Linked DNA regions of Homo sapiens: region 2 is linked to region 1. Evidence: chromatin loops called from intact Hi-C (ENCODE). Cell type or tissue: dorsolateral prefrontal cortex. All regions are shown on one strand.

What was found. Peaks named below come from ENCODE experiments on the same cell type or tissue, not always from the same donor. Only the 100,000 strongest peaks of a DNase experiment are listed, where the experiment ranks them.
Region 2: a loop joins it to region 1, with 3 times the contacts of the local background. A loop is called at or near these places in 2 of 110 quality-filtered maps.

Annotation. Positions count from the first base shown.
Region 1 is chr12:124,032,565-124,040,564 of GRCh38, forward strand. The region is part of intron 2 of ZNF664-RFLNA (ZNF664-RFLNA readthrough); the gene reads left to right. Among named protein-coding and RNA genes, the nearest start is that of ZNF664-RFLNA, 63 kb to the left of the region's middle. In dorsolateral prefrontal cortex, CTCF peaks have their summits at 111, 4,217 (motif pointing right) and 4,417; a DNase peak (open chromatin) is centred at 4,207; H3K27ac peaks cover 243 bases.
Region 2 is chr12:124,366,367-124,374,366 of GRCh38, forward strand. NCOR2 (nuclear receptor corepressor 2) reads right to left here. Exons shown (of 49, transcript NM_006312.6): 22 at 5,656-6,244. Among named protein-coding and RNA genes, the nearest start is that of MIR6880, 33 kb to the left of the region's middle. RefSeq lists an enhancer at 2,719-3,220. In dorsolateral prefrontal cortex, CTCF peaks have their summits at 3,172 (motif pointing right) and 3,376; DNase peaks (open chromatin) are centred at 3,305 and 3,715; H3K4me3 peaks cover 472 bases; H3K27ac peaks cover 6,429 bases.

The DNA.
Region 1 (8,000 bases):
AAGGAGGACAAAAACTGCCACCCTCCACTTTGTTCTCTGAATTGCTTTTAAAAGACAGTTTTTAAATTTGTCCATAAAACATTTTTCTGACTCACCACAATGCTGTAAAAGCAACCACTCCAGGAGTCACAGAACCCCGTGGTCTCCAGTTTCAACCCCTTCTCTCTTTATGCCTTTGTAAAAATTTGTATTTAGTTCATTTTTTTAGGGACAGGGTCTTGCTCTGTTGTCCAGGCTGTGGTGCAGTGGTGCGATCATAGCTCACTGTAACTTCGAACTCCAGGGCTCAAGTGATCGTCCTGCCTCAGCCTCCTGAGGAGCTGGGACCTCAGGCATATACCACTACGTCTCACTAATTTTTGTATTTTTTGTAGAGACAGGGTCTCACTATGTTGCCCAGGCTGGTCTCCAACTCCTGGTGTCAAGCAGTCCTCCCACCTCAGCCTCCCAAACATGTTGGGATTAAAGGTGTGAGCTACTGTGCTCAGCCCCAGCCTTTCTTATCTCATTTAAATGTTGAACCTGATGACCCAAACACATTTACTTTGTTTCATCTATTTAAATTCTTTGTAAATTCTATGAACTATATAGCAAGGCTAGTTCTTTAATGATCACTCACTTGCAAAATAAAAAAAAAAGATATAATAATGCTAATAAGACTTTTGTAGGAGGTGATGTGATATACAAAATAAAAGCGTGATGTGATTTCCTCAGGCAATTTCTTTGGGAAAATAAAAAAGGAAGTTGATAGTCTAGTGGAGACATCAGATTAGAAACAATTACTTCATTTGTGCCGTGGACTGAAGACACAGATTCCCTTCTGAGAGCTCAGGCCATTGTGTATCAATCATACCACAAATGGGAGTGTTTTAAAAACTCTAAACAACTGTTTGGTGAAACATGCCAAGAACCACCTCTGAGAAGGCAGCCTATTGATAAAGTGGTTCTTTTTGGCTCTAAAAATCCCAAGCACGTGGGTGAACAGGTGCACATGATCTTCCGTTCTCTTTTTCCTGTGGAGTTCATCAATGACTATGATCTGACAGAGGAAAGCTCTGCTAAGAACATAAGGAGACTTAAAAGATGGCGAGGTGGCACAGCAGCTTGGAAGAGCAGGTTTTAGTCTAGAGATGGGAAGTTTTGAGCCTTCAGTGGTTAGAAAAATTCCTTCTCCTCTGCCTTCTCTCCTTCCCTTCAAGGCATCGATGTGTGGAATATAAACCATCTTTATATTTTAGAGGTTGACATCTTGTCTTACAGCAATTCAAAGGGAAGGAGACATGCAGCCCCATTCAAGCACAGGACGTGGACAGAGTGTCCAGGGACTTGCGAAAGTGAGAGGACAAAACTAACTAAAAAGCCACAGGCCCCAATCTACCAGATGACCCAGTAGTTTTACTTCTGGGACAGCCCTGAAGAAGTGAGGATCACCTTGCTAGGGGCTGAAAATCACCCTATCTAGGGTCCTGGGAGCCAGGAGAGGCTTTCTACAGAAGGGCTTTGAGGGATGTGTAGGAGTTCACTTGACAGGTACAGTGAGAAAGCACACTTTAAGCAGAGGAGAGAATATATACCAGTGGTTCTCAACATTAAGCCTACATCAGAACCACCTGGAGGGCTCATGAAAACACCAATCTCTGGGCCTTGCCCCCCAGTTTCTGATTCACTGGGTCTGGGGTAAGGCTTGGGAATTTGTTTTTGTTTTTAACGAGTTCCCAGGGGATGCTGACGCTGTTGTTCTAGGGACCCCACTTTGAAAACTGTAAACTTACATGAAGAACTGAAGCATGAAGTCACAGCCTGCGTCTGGGGAACTGTAACTACCTCGTTGTTGCTGGAATTTGAATTGTCTGAGCAATATGGTTAGAGGGTTAGGGAGGAGTCTCAAATGCCGAGCTGTGGGCATGCAAAATAAAGAAACGCGCCATTTGTGCATTCCAGGAGCAGGCGGCGCTGTGCTGCTGTAACTTTCAATCCCAATTGACATGCCCATTTTCCAGAGGAAGAAATTGCGGAACACAAGGTTCACTGATTGGTCCAAATTCCCCATTTAAGTAAGTGATGGATCTGGGATTCTAAACCGGGCCTCGGGAGACGCTAAAGCCCTTTTTATCTCCCTTGCCAGGGGCTCCATGCTAGAGCACTTAAAATTAAATCTCCGCAACAGAGGCATTGGGGAGAAAAATAATCAGGAAATATCTTGGGCAGGAGATTATAGGATAGGTCGGAAGGGGCTTACACCAGACCCTTTGGGAGACCCGCAAAAGTTGAACTGACAGACTCTTGAGATGTGATGTGGCCGCAGAGCTGGAGAAGGCCGATTAGAGAGGAGAGATGGGAGGGAGGACCTGGGACCCTGCTGGCTGATAGGTTGTGGTGCGTACCATTGAGGCCTTGACTTTGGAGAGATACCTGGTGAAGCCAGCGAGAAAGGCAGGAGGGGTCGGAGGGGCACGTCATGAAGACGTCCTGGGACACGAGGACCCACACGCTCCCTCCTTCCCGGTTACCCAGCCTTTTTCTAAGCCTTTCGTCATTCTGACTGGTTAATTTTGTTATCTTTTATTTTCTCGTCTCACTCATTCTCTTTGAATTTCTCTTCTGTCTTCATGCTCATTATCAGGCTAGCAAATTGTTAACTATGTAAATTTTAAAAGGAAAAATGTCAGCAGGCAGCTGGACAAGACAGAAGAGACAGAACTTCAAATGTTGCAGTCCAGGCTCCTTGGGAGAGTATGTCCTCCTTCTCATGAACAGGGAGAGCAAATGGTGTAACTGACACCCCTAAGTTCATCACGTGGGTGTCATCATTACAACACTTTGCAATATTAGCTTCATTTTCTGCCCCCTGGAGTATTTTGAAGCATATTTCAGATGTTATAACACCTCTAAATACTTTAGAATGTGTCTCTAAAAATAGGGACATCTTCCTACTAACCATGGCACCATCATCATCACACATAAAAGATTAACGCAATTCACTGAATCATCTAACACCAAGTCAATATTCAGACATCCCTAGTATTGAATTATCTAACCCGCAGTCGATATTCAGATATCCCCAGTTATTCCCAATGTCTTTTCCTCCAAGATTTTATCATAAAAATATTTTCAAACATCAGATGAATTGAAGGACTCTTACAGTGAGCATCTATATATCCACCACCTAGTTGTGGAATTACCATTTGGCTGTGTGCTTTCTTGTATACCTGTCCGTCTATCCATCTTTCCAGTCACCCATTAATCCATCTTAATTTTTCAGTGCATTTCAGAGTGAGATGCAGATATCAGCACCCTTCCCCCTAAACACTTCAGCATGAGTATCATTTGCTGGAGTCCAGTATTTATTAGGTTCTTTCCTTTTGAGGTAAAATTGACATATAAATAAAAGACCCAAATTTCCAGTATAATATTTGATGAATTGAGCAAATAGTTAGCTGTCTAACCCAAACCCCTGTGAAGATAGCAAACATTTTCATCACCCCAGAAGGTTCCCCATGTCCCTTCCCAGTCAATCCCCCCACTCCACACAACCCCTGATTTGACTTTTTCCTATCACTGCATCTTCTGGAAGTTCATATAAATAGCATGGTGCCCTTGTGTAAGGCTGCTTTCACATGGCATAATGCTTTTGTTATGTACCCATGTCGTGTGTGTCACAATAGCCTGTGATTTTTATTGTTATGGAGTAGCCTGTCACATGATGTGTCCACCATTTACTCATCCATCACTTGTTGAGGGACATTTAGGCTGAATCTTCCATTTGGCGATGATGAGTAAAGCTGCTATGAACATTTTCATGTACAGGTTTTTTTGTGGACTCTCGCAAACGTCTCCTACTGCTGGTTTATTTTAACCATGATGCAATCAAGGTCCCACCCTGCAGCCGATTGTTGTGCTTCTGACGTTTCCTTTAATTAAGTTGAAGGGGCCCAGTCAAACCCCCTGTTGTAGCCACAGCTCCGGTTACCTGCCAGGCATACAAAGGAGCTGAGTTCTCAGAGTAACAACAGCTACTGAGCTGCTTGTGTAGACCTTAGGCTTGTGATTGGAATGGTTTCGTTGTACACCCGCCGGTTGTTACAGGGAAGAAAGACTCCAGGCTGGACATCTCAGAACTAAACTAATTGAACTAATTAACCTAATCTCTCCCTCTTTCTCATACTCTGGGAGTCAGCCATTTTTGTTGGTGATGCTGCACTGTTTCGCAGCCACAAGGGGGCACCTGTGTGCTTTGTATGATTTAAAATTTTCATTTGGCAATTAAAAAAAGTTCTCCCAGAAAATCAGTATTTTAAGATGCTTTCCCTGTTTCCCAGTCTATTGAATTCAATGGTGACTTTTGTTCAATTGTTCAATACGTATTTACCGAATACCCACCATGACTAATGCATTGTGCTACGCACTGTGGGTGGTGAAGAAATAAAATAGTTCCTACCCTTGGGACTCTTCTGACCCACAGGGAGGAGAGAGAACCACAGTACAGCTCGGCATGTGTTTGAAGTCAGAAGAATGGGGCGAAACTGTGGAGATTCAGGTGGGTGGGAGCTGGCATCGCGATATTCCGGGAGGCCATGATGTCAAGAGCAAGTGAAGAGACCAGAAGGTTCTGGAACCCAGGATCTGTTAGGGATGCTGGAAGGGATTCGATGGTCCAGAGCTAGGGAATTTGGAACTTATTCATGATGTTGAATGACACGGGGGAGTTTTCAGTGGGGAAGTGACTGGTAGTATTGAATTGGAGAGGAAAGAGAAGAGGCAGGAAACTCTCTGTGGGGGCAGTTTGGGGGTGATGGGGCCCATGCTGGGGTGACCCTGGGAGAATGGCTGAGAATCATCTCTGAGTGCTGTAGGAATGAATGAGACCAATGGAGAGGAGAGAGAGAACATTCTGGAATCCTTCTGGAATGACTGAAAATCATCTCTGAGTGTTGTAGGAATGAAGGAGACCACTTGGGGAGAGGAGAGAGAGAACATTCTGGAATGTTCTGAGAATCATTCCAGAATTACTGCAGACCACTTGGGGAGAGGAGAGAAAGACAATATCCTGGAATGTTCTTGGAGCAGTCTTATTTTGAAGTTTGGTTTTCAAAGTCAAGTAGCTTTGCATTATATGAAAACTTTCACTAAGATACTTCCAAGTAGGGTCAGTGGCGAGTTGTTCTGCCCGTTAAAGAAAAAATTCTCGGCCGGGCGCAGTGGCTCACGCCTGTAATCCCAGCACTTTGGGAGGCCGAGGCGGGCGGATCACGAGGTCAGGAGATCGAGACCATTCTGGCTAACACGGTGAAACCCCGTCTCTACTAAAAACACAAAACATTAGCCGGGCGTGGTGGCGGGCGCCTGTAGTCCCAGTTACTCGGGAGGCTGAGGCAGGAGAATGGCGTGAACCCGGGAGGCGGAGCTTGCAGTGAGCTGAGATCGCGCCACTGCCCTCCAGCCTGGGCGACAGAGCGAGACTCCGGAAAAAAAAAAAAAAAACACGTAAGGAAGACACTATTCAGGACCATTTTGAGGGGTCACGACCGTCACAGTAGGGGAGAGAGATAGGGCTCAACTCCGAAAACAGCAAAGACAGCTGTAGATTATAGTCAAGAGGCAGAGTGGGTAATGGAGGAAAATTACTGAGAGGAGACAGAACCTGAGGATGAGGCCTCCTGGGGAAGAGGACTCTGAGGAACCTAACATTTGATCAAGGACAGAGTCTTTGTCATGCCTCAGGGATTAATCAGATCTTTTGTTAAGTGCGAATCCCAGCAGGTGAAGTGGGATGTATTTTTTAAGTGGGAAGTATTCTGATTAAACGGGAGCATGAGGCAGTGAAATGGGATAAATTTGTTTTATGCAAGATGAAACACTAAATCACCTTTATACAAATATTCATACAAATATTTTTATACAAATATGAATTTTTTATACAAAAATTTCAGCATTCCTGAAATTATAAATCAGTGGGAAAAGTTTGACTTAAAAAATAAATTCAGTGGCAGATAAACAATTCAAGTGATTCTTTGTTTTTACCTTTGTTGAAAGAAATGGTATTAGTAACTTAAAATAGATTTGTTTAAAAAACGAAAATATAACGTGTTTTTGGTCCATTGAAATAAGGTGATATGACAGTCACGCCCAGGTCCCCAATTACTAGGCTGATTTACATAAGCATGATTTACCCTGATTTATATAAACATCCATCCTTCCCTAATCACTTTATTAAGTTTCAGGTTCAAATATTTCCCTGAAACTTTTTTCAGGGAAAAAATATACATTTTATATTTATATTTTTAATATTTTTTTTTCCCACTTTCCTTAAAAATCTCCTTTTCATCACTAAAGGGCAGTTCAGCCACAGGCTCTGGATTCAAATCCAGCACCTTCTCATGTTAGCTGTGTGACTTTAGTTTCCCTCACTATCAAGTGAGGATAATAAGAGGGTTTCCTCACCGGATCAGAGGAGTGCCCAGCAGGGGTGGGCACAGCTCCTGGCACACTCACTGTGATTGATGTTTCTGGTTGACGTTGTCTTCGACCCAAGTCTGCTTATGTAAGATGTGAGCCTGGCTGATTAACTCTGCTTTGTAAATTAAAAGGGAAATCTTCCTTTTTCCAACTTGCCCAGGAAGCTTTGGTGTGTCCCTACGTGTTTTCTTGTATCATGTGGTTAAGGGTGACTTGATCCAGGAACTCAAAAGATCCTGTTAATACTTCTTTTTAATGGGATCGTCCAACCTTTAAAATTCATTCACCCCTTATATATAAACCCACAGATGTTAAAACCAGAACAAGGATGTATTCACGGAGGAAACAAATTCCATCTTCAACACAGCACTTGCAGAGGTAGAATTAACTCAGAAAGAGGCTGGACAACTTGGCCTGGAACCCACTGTGGGAAACTTTGGTAACTATCAGCTGTGGTTTGCTTTTCTGCACCACTGACTCAGCAACCCTGCAGTTGGGCACTGGGTGAGTTTGCAGTGGGAGAGAACAACCTTATCCTCTCTTTGAAAAACATTTCCACCCACAGGACAGCTTATTGGGAGGACCAGAACTCCGAAAGAATGAAAAAGGAAAATGAATGAAACCACATAGATTTTGTTTGCTCCTAGTGAAACAGGAAAAGGGAATAAGAACCAAAAATTTAGTATCATTTTGCCTGGATGATTTTTTCAGTTAGCTAGAGAAAAAGATTTGATGGCTTTAATAGGGATTAACAGAAGTGATCTTTCAGAAAGTTATAGATACTTACTTTTAGGGTTTTCTTTTCCCCCCAACTAGCTTGTCTAATGTAATATACATCATGATAAATACCTTTTTTTTTTTTTTTTGAGATGGAGTCTTGCTCTCTCGCCCAGGCTGGAGTACAGTGGCGCGATCTTGGCTCGCTGCAACCTCCGCCTCCTGAGTTGAAGTGATTCTTCTGCCTCAGACTCCTGAGTAGCTGGGACTATAGGCACGTGCCATCACAACTGGCTAATTTTTATATTTTTAGTAGAGACAGGGTTTCACCATGTTGGCCAGGCTGGTTTCGAACTCCTGACCTCAAGTAATCCACCGGCCTTGGCCTCCCAAAGTGTTGGGATTACAAGCGTGAGCCACCGCACCTGGTCAATAGATAACTGTTAATGAAGTATAATGTGTTTTTATGGATATATTTCTTTGTAAGCACATTATGGCCTTTCAATTCAAATACAAGTGTTTCTGATTGAAATCTTGAAGGGGCAACATAATTGGATTTGACCAAATATGGGATTTAGAAATGGAAGCAGATTCAGCCAGAATTCCTGCCTAGGACTTCCTGGGGATCAGGGAAGAGGTGAAATGCACAGGAAATGTCTTCTATTGAACGTGAGGGCATGTTGATATCAAAGGGCCCGGGAGGGCCACACACTATGAACGTGATGTCCACATTCTTGGCGGTGCTCACGGCAGTAACGTGCATTTCCTGTGCGGGGCTGCCTGGCTCCGTCATAGCTTGCCGAGTGTCCCAATGCTGTTATTTCCTC
Region 2 (8,000 bases), 330 kb after region 1:
TGAAAAGTCCAGAACGGGCCAATCCATCGGGGACAGAAAGGAGATGAGTGGGTGCCAGGGCTGGGAGGAGGGAGGATAGGGGTGACTAGTGATGGGCATAGGGTTTCTTTCTTAGTATAACACTGAATATACTAAGAAGAACTGAATGATACACGTTTTTTTTGAGACAGGGTCTTGCTATGTCACTCAGGCTGGAGTGCAGTGCTGTAATCTCACTGCAGCCTTGACCCCCTGGGCTCACGCAATCCTCCCACCTCAGCCTCCGGAATTGCTGAAGCTAAAGGCACACATCACCGTACCTGACTGATTTTTGCATTTTTTTCTTTTTTGTGGTAGAGCCAAGGTTTCTCTATGTTGCCCAAGCTGGTCTTGAACTCCTGGGCTCAAGCTATCCTCCTGCTTTAGCCACTCAAAGAGCTAGGATTGCAGGTGTGTGCCACTGTGCCTAGCCTAAATGATACGCTTTCAATGGTGAAATGTATGGTATATGAATGATATCTTAATAACGGTTACAAAATGAAATGAGGACCATACTATATGCTAGCCATAAAGGGTTCGACGTATCAGCTGTATTTTCTCTATGAACAGTAAAAATAATATTTTTATATGTGTGTACAAATAGAAAAATAAAATATAAATTTTAAGGTTGAAATGCAAACGTTTGTATATGTGTAAAGATAATTCTATAGAGATAAAAATATGACTTTATAACACACACAAAACATGAGGTGCCACTGTCCCATGCAGTCTGCCCGAGAGCTCGCGTTTTCTATGTGGGGCCTGAGTGCTCCCTGTGCCTTGGTTTCCCTGTGGCCCCTCACCTAGTAGGGTGTGGGCAGTCAGATTGGCAGGGGGTGAGCGGGGGCAGGGGCTGCTGCCCAGAAGCTCTCAGCAGGTACCCTCTGGGGGGCACACACAGAGGCCCAAACCCTTCTTGAGCCCCCAGAGCAAGTGGGGACTGTGGTCATGGAGGTACCACTTTATAGTTTACAAGAGGTCTTCTGATCCCAGCCAGAGCTCTCTCATGGGTAAAGAAGGCAGCAGCCAGCACAAGGGCTGGGTTCAAGTTCTCGAGGGGAACGAGAGTCCTAAGCCCCCAGAGGGAGCGGCCACCAATAGTGGAGGAGGAAGGTGGAAAACGCTCAGAGCTCAGGGCCCATCTGACCGCCCCTTGTCCCGTAGCCATGCTGGAGGAGCGCCACCTCCAGAAGCCCTCCTGGCTGGCTCTCCCCACCCTCCACTCTCCCTTCTTTGTTTTATTTTATTTATTTATTTATTTTTTTGGAGACAGAGTCTTGCTCTGTTGCCCAGGCTGGAGTGCAGTGGCACAATCTTGGCTCACTGCAAGCTCTGCTTCCTGGGCTCAAGTGATCCTCCTGCCTCAGTCTCCCTAGTAGCTGGGATTGCAGGCACACGCCACCATACCTGGCTAATTTTTTGGTATTTTAGCGGAGACAGGCTTTCACTATGTTGGTCAGGCTGGTCTCAAACTCTTGACCTCAAATGATCCACCCACCTTGGCTTCCCAAAGTGCTGGGATTACAGGCATGAGCCACCGCGACCGGCCTCTCTCCTTTGTTTTCTTGGAAGGCAGCCACTTCTATTTTCCTTTCTGGCGGCCTGGGTGGGGCGGGGACTCTCAGGGCCTGGCACAGAGTATGTGTCTGGGAGGGGCCCCACCCTGCCTACCCAGCCCTGCAGTTGCGAGCAAAGGCTCGGATCCCCTCTCTGACCATGTGACTTAGCCAACTGTGCCTCGGTTTCTCAATCTGGAGAGTGGAGACGAAAGCTTCAAGGGCTGTCCGTGGGTGGGCGTGGGGATGCTGGTGACCAGCACGTGGGGCCGAGTGGGTCGGGCCACCTTCTCCTCACTGTCATTTTCCTTCCCACTCATGAAGGCCGGTTGGGGGGCAGGGCACGAGAGGGGGAATAAGGGCCTGGGGACATTCATCGGAACATGCTGGGCCTGCAACAGTACATCCCCTCTCCACCCAGCCCTTGCCTCAGTTTCCCCATGGTCATCAAGCTGGGACAATCCTTGCCACCATCCTAGGGCTAGGAGGGAGAGGGAGGGCTGGTTTGTGAACAGGCATCCCTTGCCTCTCCAAGGCCCCAAGATAAAACCCTGACCCGTCACTTCCACCCGTGGGGCCTGCCCACCTCTCTGACCTCTCCGCCCTCTCTGCCCTGGGCTGCTCACTCCACTCTACACCCTGCTATAGGCCTCTCTGCTGTCCACTGGACATACGCTCATGCGGCCACAGGGCCTTTGCACTGGTGGTTCCCAGGGGGTCTGGCTTTCCCTCACACTAAGGCTCTCATTGCCCTCCAATGTCACCTCCCCAGAGGCCCTCCCTGCCTGACCAGCCCACTCTCCCCTGCTCCCCATGCCCCATCTGCCCATCACCCACTCATCCCGTAAACAATGGTTTCCTTCTCCATGCCCTCACTAGAATGTAAGTGCCTGGAGTCAGGGCCTTGTCTGTGCAGTTTCCAGCGCCCCCGGCGCCTGGCGCATGCTGGTGCCATCAGTCACTTGCAGAATAAAGTAACAAAGGTGAAATTGCTGTTATGATCTTCCAAAATGCCAGAGGGACAGCTGAAGGAGCTGCACTCCAGCCCCCTCTTGGGGTGACCTCTAGGGGGTGTCCCAAAGCAGATCCAAAGGAGGGCAGCTAATCTCTGAGCGCCCACTGTGGCCCGTCATTAACTGAGTTATTCTTGCAATAAGCCATCCACGCCCACCTTACAGATGAGAAAACTGAGGCTTGGGGGAGGGGACTCCCAAGGCCAGGCCCTGCCAAAAAAGCACCCAGGCACCTTCTCTGAAGAGTAAGAGAGGGGAAGGCAGGCAGGCTCGGGGTTTTGCAATTGAAGCCACTATCTCTGGTCGTCTGCCAAGAAAACACCCAGGCAGAGCCACCTCGAAGAAAGTGCCAGCGGGCCGAAGGAGAATGTGATTTTCTCTCTCCCAAAGTCACCGGGGCGGGGGGCCAGATGAGAGTCATCTTGCGTCCATCCAGGAACACAGAGCTCCCCCACTGGGGCTGCCAGGCAGGAGGGATGATACTGGGCGGGCAGCCAGGAGCAGGGGTCGCCTGGGGGGCCCGCCCGTCCCACCAGCCCTTCCCGGGAGGCCCTGGCTGCCAGGGCCTACTCTGACGCATCTCGTCCGCGTCCTCCAGCGTCCGCCCGGCCCTGCGCAGTCGTGGCCGGCAGAGGGAGGGGTGGCGGGCTGCCGGCCAGGACGAGGTCAGCAGGCTGGCCAGAGTCCAGCCTCGTTCACTGAGAGGGCAAAGCAGGCCCCAAGGGCGGGGGCCTGGGCCTAGTCGCACAGGGCGGGACAAACCAGGTGTCCTGACTCCCAGCCGAGGACTCCTGCACCCGGGGGCTGTGTGCTGGACACTGGGCAAGGGGTGGACGTACGCCAGGCCCAGCTCGGGGAGGGAGGACACGGCCCTGGGCGGGGCTGCAGGGGAGAGGACGGGAGGCTGCAAGTGCCCTGCGGGGCCTCAGGCCTAGCCTGAGTGTTCTGGGGACGGACAGGATGCAAGCTGATCCCCCGGCTCCCCAGTCCGGGGCCAGCCACATGGACCCAAAATACAGACTCTGGGAGGCAGCTTATCAATGGGGCTGCCCCATGACCTCAGCGGTCCCCCGGCGAAGGCAGAAACATGTGTTTCTATGACTCTGTCCCCACAGCCAGCAGGAGCGGGGCGGGGAGCCGTCTGCCCTGACCCCGCTATCCAGGCACAATGGCCCTGGCTGCCTGCCTCCAGGGCAGACCCAGCCACACCATGAACACTGTTTTCCAAGCTGGGACTGTCGGGCAAGAAGCTCAGGGATTTGGTGCCCTCAGAAACCCGCAGGCCAGGCCTTTGCTCATCACAGGGTCAGGGTCAGGCCGTCCACTTCTCACACGCATGGGCGCGGTTCCTGTTGGCAGTGGTTCCTGGGGACCCTGAGATTTTGTTTTGTGGAACCTATAGAGATCCGGGTGAACCTCAGTTCCTAGGGAATGTCCTAGGACTTCCCCCTTTAACATGGCCCAGGGTGAACCCCAGGGCAGAGACAAGGGCCCCGCATGACCCTGCGGGTCTGATTTTCCTCCCTCGCTTGCTCTGCCCAGGACCATTCCAAGGGACTTGGGAGGGGAGAAAACAGACCACACTGTAGTTGAAATAAAATGGCCTGCCTGCCCCACCAGAAAACAATTCCTCCAGCCATCCAGATGTGAGCAGGACGCAGTCTCCGCGGGTCTGCCCTCTGCCAACCGAGATTGGCCCTAACTTGGGTAGCCATCTTTGGTTCTGGGCTGGAGGCCTTGAGGCCCAAAGCATCTGTGCTGAAAATGGGTAAAAGGTGGCATTCTCAGGGATGTGGGGTCACCCAGGCCAGGAGCAAAGACAGAGGCCAGAAAGGAAAGAACACACCTCAGAGACATCAACACCCAAACAGGACGACACTGGGGTCCTCCAGGCCACCCCAGCTGGAGAGGAATTTGCAAGGGGAACCTCTGCACCTGTGATCCAAGGTGATCACCTGTGATCCTGAGCCCTGGACCCTTGGCTGATGGGAGATGAGCCACCAAAAACATGTTGAACCTGTGGCTTTTCCCCAACCCCACGGCCACCACGCTCGCATCTCCATCACCAGCCCCAGGGCACTTGCAGCTGCCTCCTGACTGTGCCTCTCACTCCCAGCAAATCCCCCACATGGTTTCATGGGTAAATCACATCTGGCTCTCTTGGGAGAGGCTCGTAAAGGCCTTCTCACTGCCCTGAGAACAAAATGCAGCCCCCACCTGCCAGGGCGTGACTCAGTGCCCCCACCCCCGTGAGAGCTGCCCCCCGTCCTGCCAGGCTGCCCCCTCCCTGAGCCACCCTTTGGCACCTGAATCCACCAAGCTCATTCCCACCTCGGGCCTTCGCACTTGCTGTTCCCACCACGCTGAGGGTAGAACTGTGTCCCCCCAGAGAAGGTACATTCAAGTCCTAACCCAGGGTCTCTGTGAATGTGACCTTATTTGGAAATAGACTGTTTGCTGATATAATCAAGTTAAGATGAAGCTGCACTAGATTAGGACAGCTGCCCATCCAATGCCTGGTGTCCTCAGAAGAAGAAAGTGTGGACACAGAGATGCACAGGGCGAAGGTCATGTGACAGCAGAGCCAAAGACGGAGTGGCATGCCAGCAATCACGACCGCCAGCAGCGGCCAGGAGCTGGAAGAGGCGGGATGGATCTGCCCAGAGGCTCGGAGGCTGCGTCTCGGCCTGCATGGTGCCCCCAGGCTCCTGGCCTCCAGGACTGTATTTGTTAAAAGCCACCTGGCTCGAACTACCTTGTGAGGGCGGCCCTAGGAAGCGAGCAGGCTGCCTGGCACACTCTCTCCCTAGCGCTGCCCAGGGCTGCCTCCTCTGTCCGGGTCTCAGCTTGGATGTCACCTCCTGGGGAGGTCCTCCCGGCCACACCTCCGCCCCTTCCTGGCCTGCATCTCTCATTCCTGGACTCTACTCCAAGTCTGCCTCCCTAACCACACCTCGGGCTCCCCCAAAGCAGGCAGAGCCAGACTGGGTGCGGCTGTCTAAGTAGGTAGTCGCTGCTCAGTGTCTGCAGACAAAAGCCAAGGTTAGGGCTGCCTGGCGCCCACTCACCGGTTCTTGTCGCCGCCCTCGGCCTCATCCACCTCGTCTGCACTGCAGGTAGCACTGGAGTCGCTGTCCTGGGGGGCGCCCGAGCTCTTGGCTGTGGTGGCCCTGCCGCTCCCGCCCTCCTTCTTCTCTGCCTTGAGCGCCCCCTCGGCCGTGGCCTCAGCGGCCTCCGCGTCCTTGCCCTTGGCCGGCCCCTCCTCGGCTTCCTCCGTGCACTCGCTCTTGACGGGCTCCTCGGCCTTCCCTGTGTCCACTGCCAGCTCCTCAGCCGCGGGGGGCTTCTGCTCCTCCCCCTCCTCCACTGGGGGCGCTGCTGCGGTCTCCTCCTCCTTCTCCTCCTTGGGGACCACAGGAGGAGGTGCAGAGGGCGATGGGGGTGCTGGTGGGGGCGTAGGGGCTCCGGTGGCTTCAGAGGCCGGGGTGGGCTCAGTGGGGGCCGGGATGTCCTCCGGTGGTGGGGTGGGTGGCCCTGGGGGTGGCCCGTCGGCGCCCAGGGTGGCTGGGGGCTTGGGCCCATTCTGCCCTGTGTCCTTGGCGGCCTCAGTGTGAGGAGAGGGGATGCTCTCGGTGTCTGAGCTGTTGTTGACAGTGGCTGTGCAGGGCGAGAAGGAAGAGGGGATGAGCAGGGTCTGGCGGGGCCTCCAGAAGAGATGCATGGCCCTGACCCTCCGGATGAGGCCGCTCTGTCGCCTGATGCCAAAACAGCCCCGAGGCTCCTACACACCTGGGCTGCTGCCTAGAGCCCCACCCCTGAGACAAAGCCCCTGACCAGGCCCCTACCCACAGCTGCTGCCCTCGCCTGGCCGCCTTTCTCCCAGACTGACCCTGCTGGCATAACCTGGTTAATTCCCAACCCCAGGACCTCCTGGTGGTCAGCACCCCCGACAGATGGAGCCAGCCTGAGGGTGGCCGTGGGCAAAGGCCTTCGTCCTGGGGGTCTCCATGTTCTCATCTGAGCTCTAACCCCGGCTCTGCCCCGCACTGGCTGCGTGCCACGGGAAACTCAGGTTACCTCTTGGGCCTCAGTTTTCCCATCTGCAGAACGGGAGAACAATAGTTCCCATCTCACAGGGCGGAGAAGCTGGCAATTGTGAGGGCAAGGGCAACTGCCTGGTGACTGCCTGCTGCTGCACCACCATCGCCACCATCATCGTCACATGACAGTGTAGAATGCGCTCAGTGTGAGTACAGGGGACCCGGGCACAGTGGACAATGAGGCCAGTGCGTGTGCAGGGGACCCGGGCACAGTGGACAATCATGAGGCCAGTGCGTGTGCAGGGGCCCGGGCACAGTGGACAATCATGAGGCCAGTGCGTGTGCAGGGGCCCCGGGCACAGTGGACAATCATGAGGCCAGTGCGTGTGCAGGGGCCCCGGGCACAGTGGACAATCACGAGGCCAGTGCGTGCGCAGGGGCCCCGGGCACAGTGGGCAGTGAGGCCAGTGCGTGCGCAGGGGCCCCGGGCACAGTGGACAGTGAGGCCAGTGCGTGCGCAGGGGCCCCGGGCACAGTGGACAGTGAGGCCAGTGCGTGCGCAGGGGCCCCGGGCACAGTGGGCAGTGAGGCCAGTGCGTGCGCAGGGGCCCCGGGCACAGTGGGCAGTGAGGCCAGTGCGTGCGCAGGGGCCCCGGGCACAGTGGACAATCATGAGGCCAGTGCGTGCGCAGGGGCCCCGGGCACAGTGGACAATCATGAGGCCAGTGCGTGCGCAGGGGCCCCGGGCACAGTGGACAATCATGAGGCCAGTGCGTGTGCAGGGGCCCTGGGCACGGTGGACAATCATGAGGCCAGTGCGTGTGCAGGGGCCCTGGGCACGGTGGACAATCATGAGGCCAGTGCGTGCGCAGGGGCCCCGGGCACGGTGGACAACGAGGCCAGTGCGTGTGCAGGGGCCCCGGGCACAGCCCACACCAACGGCCTCAGCATGGGTTTTACACAGCAGGAGCGCGATCTGTGCTGGCGGAGTGGCAGGATGAAAGCACGCACCCAAGGATGGCAAGGAGAGCCCAGCCGCATTCCTGGCTCTCTAGCCCCCAAACCCACACCCGGCTCTTCTTTGAGTCTCAATGTCTCCCATTTTCTGTAAAATGGGGATACTTGAAAACCCCTGCATTTGCTATCAGGGAAATCAAACCCGGTCGGAGACCCAAGCGTACCAGTGAAAATCAGCAAAGCAGTGGAGACGGGAAACTGGTCTGCTGGAGTGAGCCCGGGACCAGCATGGGGAACAGCCACTGTGCTGGGAAGGAAGCCCAGAGGCCGCGGAGCACAAACGGTGGCGCTCACAGAAAGAGGCATGTGCTCAGAAGCGGGGTTCCTTGTGGAGGACCGGGGACCTTGGGATGCCC